Regions from separate parts of the Homo sapiens genome. Here region 1 is linked to region 2. Evidence: chromatin loops called from intact Hi-C (ENCODE). Cell type or tissue: MCF 10A. All regions are shown on one strand. Links, peaks and the distances in the headings refer to the core of each region. The heading gives the core; the rest is flanking DNA.

Evidence for each region. A loop is a pair of places that touch in the nucleus more often than their neighbours do. Peaks named below come from ENCODE experiments on the same cell type or tissue, not always from the same donor. Only the 100,000 strongest peaks of a DNase experiment are listed, where the experiment ranks them.
Region 1: it touches region 2 in a loop (11-fold over the local background); 1 of 110 quality-filtered maps calls a loop at or near these places.

Annotation. Positions count from the first base shown.
Region 1 is chr11:125,078,017-125,087,477 of GRCh38, forward strand. SLC37A2 (solute carrier family 37 member 2) reads left to right here. Exons shown (of 18, transcript NM_001145290.2): 5 at 1,096-1,231; 6 at 1,668-1,744; 7 at 2,598-2,764; 8 at 3,405-3,442; 9 at 3,738-3,890; 10 at 4,228-4,318; 11 at 5,799-5,861; 12 at 6,218-6,303; 13 at 6,809-6,857; 14 at 7,050-7,123; 15 at 7,379-7,457; 16 at 7,561-7,658; 17 at 7,938-8,002. Among named protein-coding and RNA genes, the nearest start is that of SLC37A2, 19 kb to the left of the region's middle. RefSeq lists enhancers at 3,534-4,083, 4,511-5,710. In MCF 10A, for the core only: no CTCF peak of the experiment used is centred there; a DNase peak (open chromatin) is centred at 5,145.
Region 2 is chr11:124,893,660-124,904,647 of GRCh38, forward strand. It overlaps ROBO4 (roundabout guidance receptor 4), which reads right to left and starts at 4,206. Exons shown (of 18, transcript NM_019055.6): 1 at 4,067-4,206; 2 at 3,273-3,602; 3 at 2,854-3,011; 4 at 2,539-2,659; 5 at 2,126-2,253; 6 at 1,798-2,026; 7 at 1,422-1,534; 8 at 542-710; 9 at 201-386; 10 at 29-71. The coding sequence starts at 4,136. The region is part of intron 1 of LOC107984406 (a long non-coding RNA gene); the gene reads left to right. RefSeq lists an enhancer at 4,099-4,721. In MCF 10A, for the core only: no CTCF peak of the experiment used is centred there; DNase peaks (open chromatin) are centred at 4,922, 5,282 and 7,052.

The DNA of each region.
Region 1 (9,461 bases), core at 1,462-9,461, 180 kb after region 2:
CATGTGTTCTAGGAGCTCCGAGGTCATTACTCAGTCCAAGCTGAGCTAGAGCAGAGGGGTCGGGGATGCTTCTTGGATGAGATGGTGCCTGACCTGATGCAAGGGACTTGGGTGCGGCGGTGCAGATGGAGACCTGGGCAGAAGGAATAGCACGAGCAAGTAGGGCAAATGTGAAGAAACAGCATGATCTACGGGAGGAACCGCGGGCAGGTGTATGGAGGGAATGACAGTGTAAGGAAGGTAGCAGCAGGGCTGAGGGCTGAGGTCATTTGCACATGAGGTCCATGGGCAGAGACGCATGGAAGGGTTTTCGCCAGGGCGTCCCATCCAGATGAGCATTTCTGAGAGCTCACTCTGAGAGTGATGCTGAGGTGGATGAGACTGGTCATACAGAGTGACCAATTTGACAGTAGCCCAAGCTGTTGAGCTTATGTTACTACAGTGGTGATAGAGGTGGAAAGAGGCTATGTACTGGAGCACTAGCTAAGAGGTAGCCCGGTGAGTCTTGGAGACTGAATGTGAGGGGTGGGGAGGAAAGGTGGGAGGCTGAGGGAGCTCTGAGCCTGGCTTGAGTGCCCAAGGGGTGGCATTCACTCAGATGAGGATAGCAGGATGATGAAGGCGTCAGGGTGGTTGGTGGGAAGAGGAAGAGGAATTCAGCTTAAGAGCACTGGGTTTATTTAAATGCCCCGGGGGCATCCAAATAAAGATGTCCAGGAGGCACCTGTCTGTGACTGTGAAGCTCTGGGAGACAGATCAGGCCTGAAGATATGCATGTGATGCCTGTGGAGCTATTTAGCCTATGGGTGGTTGTGGCAATGGTGAAAGTGTTGCAAAAGACCGCACCGAGAGGAAAACGCACGACACGAGGGGCCGGCCAAGCGGAGGAAGATGGGAAAGCTAAATTCATGGAGCATGGCCAGGTGTCACAGAAGCAGTGGGGGACAGAGGTTGGCCCCGTCACATGGCAACACAGAAGTCATTGGTGGGACCTTGGCCAGAGCCACTTCCTAGCGTGGTGGGGGCAGAAACATGGTAGGGAGTTGAGGTGGACACAGAGGAGCTTAACCGCAGATCCAACTTTCTCTTCCCCAGTGGGGTTTTTGGGGAGCGGCTTCCGCTCCGTTACTACCTCTCAGCTGGAATGCTGCTCAGTGGCCTTTTCACCTCGCTCTTTGGCCTGGGATATTTCTGGAACATCCACGAGCTCTGGTACTTTGTGGTCATCCAGGTATGAATCACCGTCTTGCACTTGGGCCTGTGTTGCCGTCTCGGGAAGGACCTGGGAGACCGCAGCTCACAGCGGGTGGGAGCCTGTGTTCCTGGCTCCCTGTCCAGTGCTCTCTATTACACTGCACTGAGTTCTACCTCCTGGCCCCACTGCCCCCGCATTTGTTCACTCAGAGAGTTGGCCTTGAGCACAACGCTGTGGTCACTTCCAATGCACGAGAGGCTTGGTCTCTGCTTGAACAATCTTGAGCGAGAGAAGCCAGCTCATGCCATTGAGGAGGTGTGGCATGTGTGTAAGGGAAGGGTAAGGTTTGTAGTGTGGGGTATGGAGGGCCCCTTGGCCACGAAATTGAACCTCCTCAGCCCAGGGTGGTCAGAGCAGGGAGCCAGTCGCACAGCCCAGGCCTGTTCCCACCCTCCCTTCTCTCTCCCTGCAGGTCTGTAATGGACTCGTCCAGACCACAGGCTGGCCCTCTGTGGTGACCTGTGTTGGCAACTGGTTCGGGAAGGGGAAGTGAGTGTAACAAGGGAGGAGGAGTGGGAAGGATTGGGAGGGCTGGGGGTCCTGAGCTGGTCACCGTGGCCTCTGATGTAATTTCAGAGGGAAGGGTCAGAAAGCGGCCTCCACGTTGCTGTTCACGTGCTTAGAAGTGGCTAAAAGCAGTGCTGATTTTCTCACTGATGAGGCTTTAACCCATAGAGCAGGCAACCTTAGTTATGTTTTTTTCTAATAATAGATTAATTTCTATTTTCAACGAAGACAAAAAGAAGCCTATAAAACTTCCGCCCTGCCCCCCAACCCCGACCCCGAATTGGCTTGTGTGCAAAACAAAGTTGCTTTGGAGAAGGAGTTCTCACCCTTGGCACTACTGACTTTCTGGGCTATTGGACCCTTGTTTGGGGACTGTCCTACCACTGCAGGCTGTTTAGTAGTAGCCTTCCTGGCATCTGCTCACTGGATGCCATAGCACACCCTGAGCTGTGACCATGAAAAATCTCTAGCTGTTACCAGATATCCCTTGGGGGTAGGATCACCCCTGGTTGAGGACAGTGCTTTAGAGTGAGATCGTGGGACAGAAGAGAAGAACGAGGGCCGGGGCCCCCATGCCCTCAGTGTGGCTAGAGCTCCCATCGGCACTCACTCAGGGAGCTGGGCAGGCGGAGCGAGACCACAGGCCCTGCAGCCACCTGCTTGACACCATCCAAGGTCTCCCACTCCTTGCTGACTTGGGGCTTTGGGGCTGTCTTTGGTGCCTCGGGGAAGCTGTAGTCAGCCCAGCTTTAGAGCTTGGCTGGGGCAGTTGCTATGAACAATGTGCTTTGCTTTTTACTTTTTATACCTCTTCCCTTCTCTCCCTCCCTTCCAGGCGGGGGTTCATCATGGGCATCTGGAATTCCCACACATCTGTGGGCAACATCCTGGGCTCCCTGATCGCCGGCATCTGGGTGAACGGGCAGTGGGGCCTGTCGTTCATCGTGCCTGGCATCATTACTGCCGTCATGGGCGTCATCACCTTCCTCTTCCTCATCGAACGTGAGTGGGCCCCTCACTCCCCACAAGTGAGCCTAGAAGTTCTCGGTTTCTGGGAGAAGGCAGCTGGATCTACTGGAAAGATTGCTGGTCACAGAGTGGGAGGACCAGCCGTGTGACTTTGGACAATCTTTCAGAGCCTTTATTTTCTCATTTGTAAAATAATAATAGTAATAATAATGTCTATTTCGTAGGATTTCTGCAGGCTTAACTGAGACACCATAGTTAAAATGCCAGGCCCACAGGAGGTGCTTGGCAAGCATTGGTTGAATCTGAGAGGTGTGATCAGGGAGGGTGGAGTTGAAGGGACATTGTTACAGTGACCAGGCTCTCCACTTGCTGCAGGTGGTCTTGTGCACTAGCCAGGCCAGGTATGAGAGCCACTCTGTAGCTAAGAGTACTAAAGTCCAAGAGGCAGTAGTGACACTGCTGGTTGTTAGGAAAGCCAGGCCTAGAAAGCTGTCTCCTGAGCCCCAGGCCCCGCTCCCTCCTGCTGGGACACACACTGGCCACCTTAGGAGCTGGAGGCGGGGCTGGTTCCCGGGATGGCTTAGATCCAGTGCAAGGTGAGGGCCTGGCAATCACCTCGGGATTGGGGGGGCGGGGGTTGGGAAACTTCTTAGAAAGCGATTTTTTTTTCTAGACCCAGAAGATGTGGACTGCGCCCCTCCTCAGCACCACGTGAGTGTGAGCCCTCCCAGCCCTATCCCTGCCCTCCAACTCCATCCAGAGGGCTGGACCCGGAGAGGCCTGGGGAGCTAGAGCAGGGAGTTCTGGCCCTCACTGACCTCACCGACCCAGTGCTAGGCCCATGGGTTGGCCCTACAGCCTGATGAGTCTGGCAGGTCAGTCCAGCCCGAGACGAACGTGTGCCTCCCCATCCTGGGAGCCAGTGTCTCTTGCCTGGGCTGCACCTTCAGCTGGTGGGAGGCAGCACATGGACGCACCCACAGCAGGGCTCATCTCCTCTGCTCAGGGTGAGCCAGCTGAGAACCAGGACAACCCTGAGGACCCTGGGAACAGTCCCTGCTCTATCAGGGAGAGCGGCCTTGAGACTGTGGCCAAATGCTCCAAGGGGCCATGCGAAGAGCCTGCTGCCATCAGCTTCTTTGGGGCGCTCCGGATCCCAGTAAGAAGTTTGTGGAATGGAGGAAAGAGAGGGGCTTTCCAGATTTTTTCTGTTGGTGATGAGGAGATGGGGTGCTTGGGTGATCTATTTTTCTAGAACTTCTTTATAGGGGAGGTGTAAGTTGGGCAGCCTGCTTGGGGAGGGCAGTGTGGGAGATTTGTCTTGAAACAACCTTGCACAGTGGTCATGTTGCTTTTATTGGGACTGGATGTGTTGGAGGCTGCCTTGTGTGGCAGGTGATGGAAAGTACTGGGGTGGTGCTGAGCACCCCTTGGGGCCACCACTGAACCCAGGACCTCTGGACCCCTTCCCATGTGCCCCCTGTTGCACTCCCCAGGGCGTGGTCGAGTTCTCTCTGTGTCTGCTGTTTGCCAAGCTGGTCAGTTACACCTTCCTCTACTGGCTGCCCCTCTACATCGCCAATGTGGGTAAGTCCAAGAGAAGGGGAATGAAGGGGTCTCTGAGGAGGCCAAGGCTGCCTCTGGTGGGAGAGGAAGCCCGTCGTGGTGATGCCTGTGATTCCAGTATATAGGCAGAATTCCTGCTGAACCTCTCCTAGAGTGAAAGGAGCTTGATTTAGTTGTTTACTTAAATGAAAGCTAAACCCAGCAAACTACCCCCTAGACCCTGACTCCAGCCACCTTTTCTCCCCTTGGAACTGAGCTGGGGGTTAGGAACTCAGAGCTCTGTTCTGCAATTCTTGCTATCTTCTTCTCTAGCCCTTAGTGTAGGAGAAACCCCCTCCAGGCTGCTTGGCTCATAGGTGGTAGCATTGGAGGTGCTAGGGAAGGCCTGCCTGCTAGATCTCTCCCCCAGCCCAAGGAAGAGGGCCTGGTGAGTGACCCCACTCCTTGTAGCCTGGTGGTGACCCTGGTGGTCTTCTCCCCGTGGGACCTAATGTGATCGATGCCCCTGTGCCTGGATCTGCTGGGCTGCACTGGTGTTCTGTCCTGTCTCATGGACCTACTCCCGTCTGCTCCTGCCCAGGGATGTATAGATGAGAAGAGCTCATTTGAAAAAGGATGTTTCATGTCCACCTGGCCTGGGTCTCTGCTTTTCCATAGGTCAGGCTGCTCTACCAAACAGCAGCCCACCCCGCCCTGCCCAGCCCCCAGGAGCCTCCAAGCTCCACCAGGGCTGAGGGCCTGTCACCCAGTACTGCTGCCCTCCCTCCCAGCCCTGGGGAGGAACAACAGTGCCTTGCCACACATTGTGCTCGCTCTGAACAGGATACTGTAGGAATTAGTCATGGCCAAGTTCAAGCCATAGCTTGCCCCGCAGCTCTGTCGGGGCCTCTCTCGTGACAGTGTGGAGCACTAGGGCAGCTTTGTGGACACCGTGACTCTTTGTTTTGTGGCCTTGGTGCTGACTTCAGAGTATGAGGCACCCTCGAGGGTGGGGCTACAATCTCAGCTTCTGGACATTCCTTTTTTAAAACATGGAGCCAAGGCCTGTGACCTGAGGCCCCTGTGTCCCTGCAAGTCTCCTTCCTGGCTCTGTGTATGAGCACAGCCTAAGGTAAACGGGAAGAGTTCCTAGTGCTGCTAGGGCCGGAGTGAAGCAGAGAAAGGGCTGGGCTGAGCTTCAGGTTGCGCTCCAGGGGAAAGGTGGCCACGGGACAGCAGGCTCGGGGGCCAGATCCCAGAGCTTGCCAGGGAGGGCTTGTTCTGAGAGGTGAAGGTCATCCTGCAGGGGAAGAGGGCAACACAGGACGGGACCAAGAGGGCGTCTATCCAAACTGCTGCATTCTCACCCTGTGGCCCTGGCCAGCCTGCTCCACAGGTCCCCAGCTCTTCCTCGGAAAAGGGGGCAGTGGTCTGGATCACGCTCTGCAGGGCTTCTAGCTGTGACACTCCAGGATGTTTGCCCCAAACCCCAGGTCTGACCACATACCTGTATTTTCCACAGCTCACTTTAGTGCCAAGGAGGCTGGGGACCTGTCTACACTCTTCGATGTTGGTGGCATCATAGGTGAGGCCTTGCCCTGCTCTGCCAGCAGGCTCCCTTCCCCTCTTTTCTTGTGGGGTGCAGGAAGAAGGGACAGGTCCGATGGGCTATGACCTGGGTAGGTGGCACCAGAGGAAAAATGGCTCCTGGGTTTATTCTCAGCTCTGATCCTGCCTGGCTGGGTGGGCCTAAGAAAGATGCCCTTTTGTTTGGTCTCCAGTAGTGATGGGCACTACAGGAAGGGGAGGGCTGTGGAAAAAGCAGCTCTGCTGGTTCTTGCTGACAGGCCCAGGCCAGCACTGGGGCACAGCTGGGGTGCCAGGCGAGGGGATGGCAGGGTCCTGTCTGGGAGTCAGTGCGTGAGTGGCTGTGTGTTCCAGGCGGCATCGTGGCAGGGCTCGTCTCTGACTACACCAATGGCAGGGCCACCACTTGCTGTGTCATGCTCATCTTGGCTGCCCCCATGGTGCGTATAACCCCGAGGGTGAAGTGCGAATGCATGTGAGCAGGAGCCTGTGTGGGCCTCTGGCCTATGTGCACGTCCACGCGTTACACACATTGATGTCGCTGTGTACGCGTGCACATGCATCATTGTGCACACACGGGGGAGGAGAAGCGAGGGTCAGCAGAGGCACCTTGGAAAAAGAGCCAGACTGCAGACTTTAGAGGGGGATTCATGACTCTTTGGCCTTGGTAGAGGAGACCGCCTCCTAAACTTCTTGATCAAGGAAAGAAGAGATTGAGGTTGAATCTGAGAGAAGACTGTTTGGAGAAAGGGAGATGATAGAGTACCACGTTTTAGACCGTCCATCCCTGGGACATTTAAAGACCAGAGAAATCTGCATAGGCAGGGGAAAAGGAATAGGATGCCCTCTGGGGTTTCAGGGCAGGAGATGGTTGTTGCAGACCTCAGGGCTCCAGGCCAGCAAAGGGATTCCGGGTGACTCTGCCTCTCCCCTCTCCTCTCTCAGATGTTCCTGTACAACTACATTGGCCAGGACGGGATTGCCAGCTCCATAGGTGAGGAGGAGGTTGCAAGTCCTGCCAGGCCAGGGGAAAGGCACTGCCTTGGGGGCCCCATGAGGCTGGCCCACGGGGGGCACTGACAGGTGGAGGGGCTGGGAGGGCTGAAGGCTGGAGAGTGCTCCTGCCTTGGGGTTGGGGCTGCGGGTGGTGCTGCTTCTCTGACTGGCTGTCTCTATGCTGTCCCAGTGATGCTGATCATCTGTGGGGGCCTGGTCAATGGCCCATACGCGCTCATCACCACTGCTGTCTCTGCTGATCTGGTGAGTGGGGCCACCTCCCGAGGGCCAGGGACCGTTCTGGGGGCTTGGTCAGGGCCACCATCTCCAGGTCCATTTCTCCCTGTCTCCCATCCCGCAGAGGAGAAACCGTCAAAGTCCTTCAGAACGCACCATGGGCCCCTCTCCTCTCAAGCCCAAACCCCAGTTACCACCTTCCCTGAGTCAGCCCCTCTCCTGTCCTGGTTCTGCTCATGCTGCTGCTCAGCTGGGCTTCCCCACTCCACTGTCTCTCTCCAGGGGACTCACAAGAGCCTGAAGGGCAACGCCAAAGCCCTGTCCACGGTCACGGCCATCATTGACGGCACCGGCTCCATAGGTCTGTGACTCTAGCTCTGTTGTGGGCCGGCCCCTAGGCATAGTGCCCTCCGGTGGGCAGGGGAGGTGCAGGACCCCTGCTCACGAGGCTGTGCTCCATTCAGGTGCGGCTCTGGGGCCTCTGCTGGCTGGGCTCATCTCCCCCACGGGCTGGAACAATGTCTTCTACATGCTCATCTCTGCCGACGTCCTAGCCTGCTTGGTAAGAGTCTTGGGGTACACAGATAGGTATTGAGGGATGCTCTGTCCTGCCAGACTGGAACCCTGGAGGTCCAAAGCGTTGGCCATTTGGGGTTCTGGGGCAATGAGAGCAGCTGCCCTTTGCTCAGAAGCACTCTCCCTCCCCCGAGTGACCCCTTGCCAAGTGGCAGCGTGTCTCTCCCCCTTCTCCACTGCCAGTCCACGGGTCACCCTGGTGCTGGGCACTCAGTGCTCAGTGCTAACAGTGCCCTCCCTTCCCTCTGTGCCTTGTGCTCCACAGCTCCTTTGCCGGTTAGTATACAAAGAGATCTTGGCCTGGAAGGTGTCCCTGAGCAGAGGCAGCGGGTGAGTCCGGGGAGCTGAAGCTGCCCCTCTACCAACCTCATTTCTCGTGGGAATCAGCCCAGCGCTCAGTTTCTCCAAACGCAGGCTGAGGCTCGACCAGCCCAGACCTGAGGAGCACTGAGCCAGTCCCTGGGTGGCCCTCACCCTGCTAACCTGTCCTCTGTTGTCCCCGTGTATCTCTATAGCTCTAGTATGGTCCTAACCCACCAGTGATAGTATTTTCCTCAAGTCCCATGACTTTTGTGAGTATTTACTTCGAGTCTGTGACTCGAGTGCCATTTGAGTGGGGGCTGCATGCAAATCCTCTGTCCTGCAGTATGACTTTTTCCAACTTTCTCTTTCTTCTTGTGGGCCAGTTGTAAAGACTTTCAACCTCAGCAGAGCATGGTGCTTGGGAAGTGTTTTCCAAGGGGTCTGAGATGCCACAGAGGTTGGTGGCCTCTTCCCTGAGGGACAGTGTGAGAACTTTGGACATGCCCTCGGGGACAGAGGAGGCAGAAATAGGGAAACCAGTTTCCCTCTGAGCTGCGACTGAGCTGCAAGTGCCTCCTGAAGTTCAGAAACCAAGGTCATCTGGCCCCTCTGCCTGGGGTATGCAGAACAAAAGCAACTACCAATCAAAGTCTCTGAAACAAATGTGAATCAAGCATGGGTGGCTGGCCTGGTGTGCTCTCTGCCTACTGTCTGGTGGTGGTGGATGTGGTGGTGGCATCAGCAGGTCAGTGGCTGAGGCTACACAGTGCTGGTGGTCTGATGGTCGGGCGACCCTCTCCCGCTGGCCGTCCTGAGCAGGAGCCTCGTGCTAACAAGGAGGCCGCTAATGAGCTGGCCGGAGCTGTGGACCTGGGCTGGATGGCAAATGTGAGGAGGAACCCCCGGGACATGGTAACCAGCACGCATCTGGGGACACACTTCCACTTAAGGAAGACACCACCCAGGGGAGAGAAAGTGAGAGCAGGAAGACACACAACACAGGAAGCACGCAGAGCACCTGTCCTGCCCTGCCCTGCCCTGCCCTGGAAGAGGGGAGCAGGGGGCTGGACTGCATGACCCAAAGTTCCTGTGCCTGTGCTCCTTGGAGCCAGGCCTGAGGGTGGGAAGGGAAGAAGAGCAGCAGAAAGCGAGGAGGATTTAGTGAGCAACTGCTCTGTCCTGGAATTGTGTCTGGCTTTAGACGTGTGAGCTTGCCTCGCAGCAGCCTCTCATTGAAGGTGAGAGACAGAGGCTCAGAGCTCGGGCACAGCCTAACACTGAAACTGGGCCTGGGGTTTGTTTGCTTTTCTCTGGACTGCCACCGCTGTCCCAGGCTGGTCCTGCTCCATGGGAGGCCTGTGTGTGAGGTGTGCAGTGATTTATCAGAGCAGACAGAGCACTGTGCTTGGAATCCAAAAACCCCTGGACAGTCCTGCTTTCTCCACTCACTCCATGAGACCTTGGGCATAGCACTCCATCAGACCCA
Region 2 (10,988 bases), core at 1,473-9,472:
ACTTCAGACCTCCCCTTTCACCTCTCACCTGTGTTTTAGGATGGCATCCTCACTGGTATATCTGTACAGACCTGGGAGAAGGCAGGAGGAAAGCTAAATCCAGAGGCTGGATCACCTGGTCAGAGATCCAAAGCCCCTGCACCATTCTGGCTGGATGCTGAGGAGGCCTGTATACATGTGGGTCCCCCTCAGACTCTCACCTGGGCCCAGGTGCACCCTAGCTCGGCGCCGGCGGTGGATACACACGGCGGTGCCCAGAAGCAGCAGCCAGAGTGCAACACCGCAGGTGGCAATGACCTCAGGCCGCTTCAAGGTAGCCCTCAGCTGCTCCAGGGTCCAGGGACCATGCTCACTGGGTTCTTGGGTGGCTCGCTCCATGGCCTGCTCTGTATGGGATGCAGAGCTCAGAGGGAGAGGGAGTCGAGGCATTGAGGGCCTGGCAGGCAAGGGGGAAGAGCTGGAAGTGTGAGGCGGGAGCAGGGAGAGAGGAAGGCGGGATGCAGGCTGAAGGGTAGGGTGGGTCTGTGGGCACTGCCCTCACCTAAAAGGAGGCAGACAGGTCTACTGGGCTCCCCAGCTCCAGCACCAGTGACTGCAGCCACTTGCACGCAGTAGGAGCCTGGCATATGGGTGGCGATTTCCAGCTGGGTCTGCTCACCAACTACAGTCCAGTTGGCTGGTGGCAGTGATGTGTTGCCCAGGCTCCAGACCTGAGGCACAAGCAGAGGTGAACAGCTTCCCCAGGCACCATCCCAGAAGCCAAGCCCTTTATCTGCAGATCAGACTCCAGGGGTGTGGTTATTCTGCCCTGCCATCCACTTGGGGAATGCACCCAATTTCCTATTCCCCTCCTATTCTCCCTACCAAGTGAGAGATACCTCTCTCTAGATCAACAGTAGAAGGGCACAAGCAAGCTGCTAAAACACATGTAACATAGCAATTCTCAAACAACAGCGTGCTTCCAAGTCACCAGGGGGGCCTGCTATAGTACAGTTTGCCAGGCCCATCTCTGAGTTTCTGATTTATGAGGCCTGGGAAAGGATCTGAGGGTTTGTATTCCTAACAAGGTCCTGGGTGAGGCTGATGTTGCTGCTCTAGAAGTCAAACTTTGAGCCCCACTCCCTGACTCACAGCCTGGTTTGATCTACTCTGTTTCTTATTCCTGTGGCCTTTGCCCCACTTTCCATGTCTGTAAATTGGGGATAATACCCCAGGGTGGACTGTGAGGTAAAACGGGATCATGGAGGTCAAGTGCTTGGCAGGGTCTGGAAGCCAGTGGGTCCTTGCTCAGCAAAAGCAGGTTTCCTTTGCTTCTCTGCCCAGGTACCTTTCTCAGTGCCCAGAGCAAGGGTATGCAGAACTCCAGAGAAAAGAGATGTCCTGGCAGCAGTAGGAAGGGCTATGACAGCTAGTGGGGGTACCTGGTAGCCACGGATGATGCCATTGTGGTTTTCAGCAGGTGGTGGGACCCAGCTCACAAAGACAGTGCCATTGCCAGGCTTTAGAGTCACTTCCTGAGGTGGGGCACTGGGCACTGGAGGGGTGGAAGAGAGACTATGAGGGGCTCTGAGGGAGAGGACTCTAGGGAAAGGAGCTGGGCTGGGGGACACAGCGTCAGAACCCTACTGAAGAGACAAGAAGCCTCTTGAAGCTCTGCTGGCCTGGCCAGGGCAGAAGGGAGTCCCAGGGTAGGACCCATAATCTCCCCTCAAGACTGAAGCAGAACAGTCCAGGGGCCCCCAAATAAGAAGGAGCCAGAGGGGATATTGTTGGCTTCTGAAGGGATCAGGCCCTGACCTTTTTCCGGCAGCCTCAGGAGCAGCACGTTGCTGTCAGGGCCTCGAGCCCGGCCAGAGGATGGTCTCACTTTGAACTCGTAGTCTTGGCCCCAGTGGAGGCCTCCAAGCTCTGCGCTCTGCCAGCCGGCCAGCAGCTCCTCTGCCCACGGAGCTCCCTGGCCTCCCGGGGCAGTCTGGGTCCTGAACAAGGCCGTGTAAGATTGGGCAGGCGCAGCAGGGCCACTGACCTGGGAAGGAGTTTCGAGGAAGGGCGGGGGGTCAGAGAGCTCAGGAACGCCCTTTCTTGAGCTCTGGATCGGCTTTTACCCTTAGCACCTGGTCCTCACCTTCCAGCTGAGCCACACCGCCGGTCTAGGCTTGGGGCCCTCTGCAGGATCCGGGTTCAGCAGTGTCACATTTTCCAGCTGAATTCGCACAGCCAGAAGCTCCACAGGCTCCGTGTAGTCCTGGGGCTCTGTGGGGAGGATAGGGCTGGGCTGGGGCTTATAGGCCAGAGTGACAGAACTGAGGCGTGGAACATCCCTCAGCCAGGGAGGAACCCCAGGGAACCCAAACTCCCAGAGTCTCCAGGTCTTGAGCATTCCGATTTCTACTCTAGCAGGGGGGAACCTCCCGCTACGTGAGACCCCCAGCACTTTGACCCTGACCCCACATACCTTAACCCCAGCCCAAACCAGAATACACCACCCCAACTGGAGCCTGCAGCCTGGCTCTGATTGTAGCCCACCCCTGCCCTTACCCTGGATGGAAACCCGGGCTGCGCGGCTCTCCCTATGTCCTGCGCTGTTGGTGGCCACACACATGTAGGTCCCTTCGTCACTCTTCTCTGCTCTTGCCATCAGCAGGGACCCCCCGGACACCTGTCAGGGCCAGGTTCACTGTGAAGTCTCCTATGTGGGGAGGGGCTCTGAGCTGGGGGGAAGTTTGAGGCCCCCTGCTCTCCCCTCCTCAAATTCTACCGGAGGATGCGGGGCTGGACGGCAGGTCAGTCCATCAGGGTGTACCCAGGTCTGCCCAGGCCAGGATGAAGTGTGGGGGAGGGGGCCACACTTACTGTGTGCCTTCCGGGCTGGAGGGCCAGGGGTTTCCCATCTTTCCACCATGAGACTGTGGGCTCTGGGTGGCCCCAGGGCGGCCCACATTCCAGAGTAAACTGCTCACCCACCACAGCCACCATGTCCCGAGGCTGGATCTGGAAATCCTCCCGGAGGACTGTGGGGAGGATGGAAGGTGACACGGAGCAGGGCCCAGGCCTCTTCTCTCTCCCTTATCACTCTTGCCCCCTTCTGCTTTGCCCACCTTCCTGGCCTCCCATTTAGGGCCAGCCCCGCCCCAGCTTGCCCTCCCAAGCCTTCCAGCCCAGGCCTCTGCTCACAGGTATCCCACTGACCTCTCAGATGTTCCCTTGAACATTCAGCTCAGATGTCTCCACCCAGGTTTGCCCCACCCTGAAGCTCCCCTCCCAGGCCTCACCAGCCACAGACAGCCGAGCGCCTCTGCTGACTGCCGTGCCAAGCCGGTTGCTGGCCTCACATGTGTAGACACCCAGGTCTGTGGACAGGGCCTGGCCATCGTGGGCATGTCCCCGGGCAGGGGGCTGTAGCAGCAGAAGGGTCCCATCAGGCAGGAGGTGGTGTGGGTCTGGGGGCACCATGCTCAGGGGCTGCCCATTCAGCAACCAGCGGATGGTGGGAGGTGGCTGGCCTGAGGCTTGGCAGCTCATCCTGGCAGGGCCAGGGCCCTGGAACAGCTGGTCCTGGGGGTGGACTAGGATCTGGGGCGGGGAGTCCTGAGCCATGCCTCCTGGGAGGGAAAGGGAGCAGAGCCCAGTCTGATCACCAGCAACACCCCAAATTCCTGGCCCACCCCTCATCTGTCTTCTCTTGTGTGCGAGTTTGCCAGAAAACCTGTAATCTGAACTACTAAAGGTTGCCTCCCAAAGAACAAGCCAGCTAGGAGGAGAGAGGGCCAGCATGCACAGCATCCAGGCCAGGGCTTGCATAGCATGTTCGCTCTCTCTCTCTCTCTCTCTCTCTTACTTTCTCTCTTTCTTTCTTTCTCTCTCAGTCTCTCTTTCCTTCTTTCTCTCTCTGGTGTGTGCGCACATGCACAAACACACATACACTTACACACACTCATCATCATCATCCTCATCCTCATCTCTGGTCCCCCCACTGCAAAAGGGAAGCAGGCAGTCAGCAGGCCCCTTCTGCCCTGAGCAGGCCTTGGATGGAGGAGCATGGGCCAGGAGAGGGAGAGCAACTCACCCATGATGAGCAGGAGCAGCAGAGGCAGGGAACCCCTGCCCCCCAGGAGGCTGTCTCCTCCAGAGCCCATGGCTACTCTCAGCCCTATGTCCTTGTCCCGAGCACTTTGTCCTGCTGCTCTGAGCTCACAGTGAAGAGGGAAGGAGGGGCGGGGTGGGCCGGTGGTGGTTGTTTGTGACCGAGACTCTGCCCCAGGAGGGAAGCGGCTTTGAGGAAACCGATGCTTCCTGCCTGGCCCTCAGTGCCTTGGAGAACTGGGAGGAGACCAGAGGCGAGAAACTCTCTGACCTCGACCATTTAGCTATAACCCCCGACCCTAACTTCAGCGCTAAGCTTTATCTCATGATCTACTCGGGGATTTCTTACAGGGTATCCTTACACTAACCAAAACTCCGATCAGAGCCTTAATCCTCTATTTAAATCTTATCCCTGGATCCCAATCCTTATCCCTTTGACACCTGCTAGAGAAGAGTGAAAACCCCAGGAGTCTCAGGACACAGCAAGAAGCTGAAGACAGAGGGCAGTGGGGCTGCAGGCTGGGGAGGCTGAGTGAAGTGGAGCAGGGGTGGATTGTAACACCCTCATCCATTTCCCCAGTGCCAGATGGACCAGGAGGTGGCGTAGGGTGGGAGACAGGAAGGACTCAGCATCTGGGACAAGCTGGGAGATTACCACAGGGTGTGTCCATATTCAGCTCAGAGATGGATGAAATAAGCTTCTGTGGAGAACTTGGGCAAGTCAGTTTCCTTCTCTGTAAAATGGAAATAATAATAGTAGTTCCTACCTTGAGGGATAAAGTAATGATGAAACACATAAAGCATAAAACCACTGGCATCCAGTGCCTGACTCATTATGAGTGATCCGTAAAGCTGAGCCAACATTGTGTATTTCTTTTTAGGCCCATCCCATCACTGAAACTATTGGAGGATCCTCGGCAGGAGTATTTTTCAGGCCCTGGAAAGGTGGTTGGAGTAAAAGACCTTTTAAGAGTCTTTCCAGTCCCAAGAGCCTGTGTCCATATATGTAGCAGACAGGCCTTGCAGGTTTTGAGCCTACAATGTCAGCTCTTGCCCGCTGCCTCCTTTCCCCCACAACCTAGACAGAGGCCACACTCCCCTGTCAGATCCCAGCTCATGTTTACTGGCCTCTTCCTTCCAAATCTGGAATCTCAGCCATTTCCTGGAGCTGTTCCCGGAAGGCCAAGGCCAGGCTCTGGGGCTCAGCGGAAGAGTATCCAGCCTTTGTTCCCAATTGTTCCTGGCCAGCTTCTCTGCAGGGCCCCTAACCCAGCTGACGCCCTCCCTTCCTCCCCCTTCCCATCCTGGCTTCGGTGCCAGCCACAGACTAACAGCCTGCCAAGTAGAAGTCTCCTTCACTCCTCCTCTTTCCTCTCAAACTCAGACCAATACTGACAAAGACAGAACTGGAGCAAGGAAACACCATGGTCTCTACAAACTGGGGAGTTTGCAGAGGCTAAAGAATAGGCAGAGTGAAAGTCATGGAGTGGCAGAGCTGGAAGGATAGGAATTGGGGCCAGAGAACAGAATGTCACTACCCTTGGCACCTCTAATTCTGAAATCCCAAATTCTGTTCTCTGGCCCCAATTCCTACCCCAAATTCTGTGGGTGTATCCTTACACTAACCATAACTCCAATCAGAGCCTTAATCCTCTATTTAAATCTTATCCCTGGATCCCAATCCTTATCCCTTTACCACCTGCTAGAGAGGAATGAAAACCCCGGGAGTCTCAGGACACAGCAAGAAGCTGAGGACAGAGGGCAGTGGGGCTGCAGGCTGGAGAGGCTGAGTGAAGTGGAGCAGGGGTGGATTGTAACGCCCTGGTCCATTTCCCCAGGGGCAGATGGACCACTAGGTGGAGTAGGGTGGGAGACAAGAAGGACTCAGAGCGTCTGGGATAAGCTGGGAGATTCCCACAGGATGTGTCCATATTCAGCTCAGAGATGGATGAAATCAGCTTCTGTGGAGACCTTGGGCAAATCTGTAAAATGGAAATAGTAATAGTAGTTCTCTGTAAAATGGAAATAGTAATAGTAGTTCCTACCTTGAGGGATAAAGTAATGATGAAATACATAAAGCATAAAACCACTGGCATCCAGTGCCTGATGCATTATGAGTGATCCGTAAAGCTGAGCTAACGTGTATTTATTGTGGGGCAGGCAGAATGGAGTCGAGTTTATGGGGTCAAGGATCTGTGGGGCCAGAGTGATGAAGGGGAGATTCATGTGACACTGAAGTCAGCTGAGGATGAGACAGGAAAGGATGTGGTGGGATTGGAGGATTTACTGCACAGGAGGCCAATTTGGGATTTCCCAGGTACAAAGCCTCCAAGACTGTCTGACTCCCTGACTATCAGCTTATCAAGAATGTCACTGTCAGCAGTCTGCTTTTAGTCTCCTCTGCTTCTACATTGGTTTTGGGGACACTAATTAAGTGCTCGCTAATGTTTTAATGCCAACTGGATTTTACTCCAGTCTCCACAATCCAGAAAGACGCTAGGTTTCCCTCAGGGGAAAATAAGGCAAATCTCAAAGGAATTCCAATCCATCACTAGCCCCGTCCTCAGCAGGGTGAGAAAGGAGAGGTGAAACGGTCTGTGTGCACCGCAGGGACAGAGCCCCAGAGGCTCCTGCAGCCCGAGGAATGTCCCCTGCCCCACAGTCACATGCCCCGTGCCTGGAGATCACCTTCAGCAGAGCCTCACCCTACTCCCAGGTTTTGGAGAGCTAGGTGCTAACACCTGAAGGTGATTGGAGGGGCAGATTCCTCAGTTGTTCCTGCAGGACACTAGAACTTTTTCTCCAGGGCACTCAGAGTGACATGCGGTGGTGGCCGAGGGGACTTCCCAACAGTAGGGTATGTCTGGATGGCTCCCAGAGACTGCAGGGCTCATTTCCAGCAACCTGGTGCATCCGCATCCTCATTGTCTCATTTCCACAAACTAAGGAAGAGCCGACTGCATGAGTCATGGGGATGATGTGGCTTGGTGGGAGCCGCCCCAATTGCTATTTCAGAGAAGCTCTGTTCTGGGGCTCTGGTGATGTGCTGTCCTGGTGACCAGTTTAAGCAGTGCCTTCCTTCATCCCTAGTTCTGGTGTTTTGTGTTTTCTAACTCCCCCTTCGTTGCTTGTAAGAGGGAGAAGAGAGGGGAAGCACCAGGTGCCCTTCTGAGCAAGCCTCCAGAGGAAATTTCTCTTCAATGTCTGGCTCCTGGCTTCTTTGGCTTTCTGCTCTGTGATCTCTGAAGATGCAATCTGAGACTCCTGCTGGCCAAGCTGGTGGAGAAAAAGGGATAAACTCAGGTGGGATTTGGAGTCAGTTACACTGGGGTTGAGATCCTGCTTCCACTTCTTATTGGCAGAGAAATCTTGAGTAAGTCACATAACCTCTCTGAGTCCCACTGCCCTCATTTGTAAAATGTCTGCATGAGGTTTACAGACAATGGACATGAAAGTTCTCTGAAAACACTAGATATGTGTTAGTTGTCCTTTGAGTGTTCTGGGATCAGCATGCCTGACCAACACAGCCATAGCCAGTCCCAGCTACCCCTTGATACTCTTTTTGGATTTGAGACTCACACTTTTTGCCTTCTTGTTTTTTCCCCTTTTTTGCTTGAGTCTGCTTGGTCTCAATCTATAAATTCTCAAGTTTGTTCCAAGATGCCAACAGCTGGAGGGAAATTGAGTCAAGAGAGAAGACAGTAAAAACCTCCTCTTAGCTGGCTGGAAAACTCACCCTAAGGCCACTTCACTGGACAGCATCTATTCCCTAGTTTCTGGTCCCATCAACATCATGGGTGATTTTAGGTGCTTGGAATCTAAAATCACATCGAATACTCTCAACCCTACATTTTCTTAACTTTCTCGACACCAATGACTATGGATCACACCTAGCTTAAACATTGCCCAGTTGGAGATTTCAAGGGCTGCTGACATCAATATTTAACCATTTGCTCACATGTCCAGGAAGAAGGGGAGATCTGTTACTGTGCTTTGTGTTCACCCTGTCAATGCCCTCCAGTCAAAGACCATCAGGAACATACCTATTGTTGAACAAGTTGATTTACTTCTTGCAGCTTGAGAGAGTGCATGCCATGGAGAACTATGGAATGTCTAAGTAAGAGAGATGTTAGAAAGAACCTATTCTAGGATTTGGGCTTTGATTGGGTGATTTCGTGGAGGGTCCAGGGAAGTGAGGCTTCACTCAAAATTGGGTGCTGTTGGGAAGAAAGGACATGCAATGATTCTTTGCAGAGGAGTGTCTTTGTAGTATATCAAGTGGGTCTTTTTCTTGAATATGTAGTATATCAAGTGGTTCTTTTTCTATTATAAACAGTGCTGCTCTGAATCTCTATTTTATATATCCCCTAGTATAACCAGTTAAGAGTTTCTCTAGAAAATAAACCTAGGAGTAGAATACCTAGGTCTTGAGATGTACAAATATTCCACTTTTGATGAAATTAGCAGATGTTTCCCGAGTCAATTGTACCAATGTCCTTGAGCCACGTCCTCAGAGCAGTTGGTGGACTTCTTAATTTTTGCGACTTTACTAGAAGAAGTGATATTTTATAGTTGTCTAATTTGCATTGCCTCGTTAAAAAATAATGAAGCTGAGCATCTTTTCAAGGGTTTACTCACAGTTTAGGTTTTATCTTCTGGGAAATATCTACTTCTACCTTTTGCCCACTTTTCTATTGCTTATTTGTCTTTTTCTCAATAACTCTTAGGAGTTTTTATGTATTCTGGGTAATAATTCTCTGTGGATTAAAGATGTTGTAAAAACAAGTTTGATCTCATATTTTATTTCTTTATGATATAACAGAAGTTGTTAATTTTACTGTAAAGTTATTAATATTTATTTTTATGTTTAGTGTATTCTTTCTACTTTTAAAGAAAACTTCATCTACACTAAAGTAAATATATTATTCCATATTTTCTTCTAAAAGTTTAAACATTTTACACTACAATTTTTGAACTATCGCTAATTGATTATTTTATATGGCTTGATGTAGGGATATATTTTTTTCAGATGGTAGCCTATTATCCCAGCCCTATTCATTGCTTAATCCCAGTGACCTGCTATGATTCATTCATACATCAAATGTTCATGTATACATAGCTTGTTTCATTAACCTATTGTCTATTCCTGCATGAATACCACACTTTATCTATTACTAGAGCTATATAATAAGTTTTGCTATCTGGTAGGGTGTTTCTCCTCCCTCCTTTCTTTTTTCAGGAGTATCTTGGCTATTCTTGGGTCTTCTGCTTGTTAAGTTCTTTGAAAATATTGTGGAATTTTTATTGGAATTGTTTGAATCTATAGAAAGAACTAACATTTAAGTCTTCATATTCAGGAACATGTGTACCTCTTTTTAACTTTAGATCTTCTACAATGTATTTTAATAAAGTTTTATAATTCACACTATATAGATTTTACACATATTTTGCTAAATGTATTATTAGCATACTTGTTAAACATTGTGTTGCAGATTATCTGTAAAGATAGCTGCAATAATCCCTACCATCCTGATGCATATCCATTTACAATGCTTTTTTCCTGTCTCATGAAGAATAAAATCTATTTTCCAGCCCCCTGAAGCTGGGCTGGCCTTGTGAATTGCTTTGGCCCACAGAATAGAGTAGAAGTGATACCACAGAACTTCCAAGAGTAAGCCTTAAGAAGCTTTGTGGCTTCTGCTTTTCCCTATTGAAACACTTCCTAAGATGACCATGTGAAGAAGCTTGGGTTAGCCACATAGAGCAGAGATGAACTCTTTTAGCCAACAGCCAGCATCAATCACCAGACGTGTGAATGAGGCTATCCAAGGTGTCCAGCTCCAGTTCAAATCCCTAGATAATATAGTGACCACAGGCAGCACCAGCAAATGAATTGCCCACCTGAGTAGGCAAATTGCTGACACAAAGAACTGCAAACAAATGAAACGCTATTAAGTCACACAATATTGGGGTGGTTTGTTACAGGGCAATAAAGAACTGAGATATCCTGATATTAGAAATAATGGTTTGTAGATTCTTTTGAATTTTCTATGTAGAAAGTCATAAAATCTGAATATGTGACAGTTTTGGTTTTTTATTTCCAAACTTTATATTGTTATTTCTTTTTCTCACTTTACCAGTACAATGTTGAATAGGAGTGATTGCATCTTTATTTACTTCTTCATTTTAAAAGGAATGTTTCTTGTGTTTCACCATTAAGAATGATGTTTGTTGTTAGCTTTTATGGATACTATTTATCAGGTTTTACAAGTTTCCTTTACTTCTAGTTTGTTAAGAGATCTTAATCATAATTAAGTATTAAAGTTTACAAGTGCTTTTTTTGGGCATCTATTGAGATAGTTTGTCTCCTTTAATCTGCTAATGTGGCAAATGATATTTATGAATTTGCTAATGTTAAATTATTCTTGCATTCCTGGGAAAAATAGAGTTTGGTCATGATAGATACCCCTTTTAAACATTCTTGGATTCACTTGCTTATATTTTGTTTAGAATGGCTTGCATCTATGTTCATGAAATTGACCTATAATTTTTTTCCTCTTACTTTCCTTGTTTCATTTTGATATCACGGTTGCGCCAATCTCAAAGGATGAGTTCAAAAGTATTCACACTTTTTAAATTTCCTGCAATATTTTATATATAATGGAAAATATCTGTTGCTTGAATGTTTGGTAGAACTCTCCTGAAAAAACATTTAAGCTGATTTTTTAAATAGGATGATTTTAATTTTTTTCTGGCACAATTTCTTTAATAATAACAAGACTATTCAATATTTTAATTCTTTTTTAGTCAGTTTTAGTATGATACATTTTTCTGGACAATTTTCCACTTTGCCTAAGTTTTCAAACTGATTTTGTTCTCTCATGATATAGTTTGGATGTTCATCT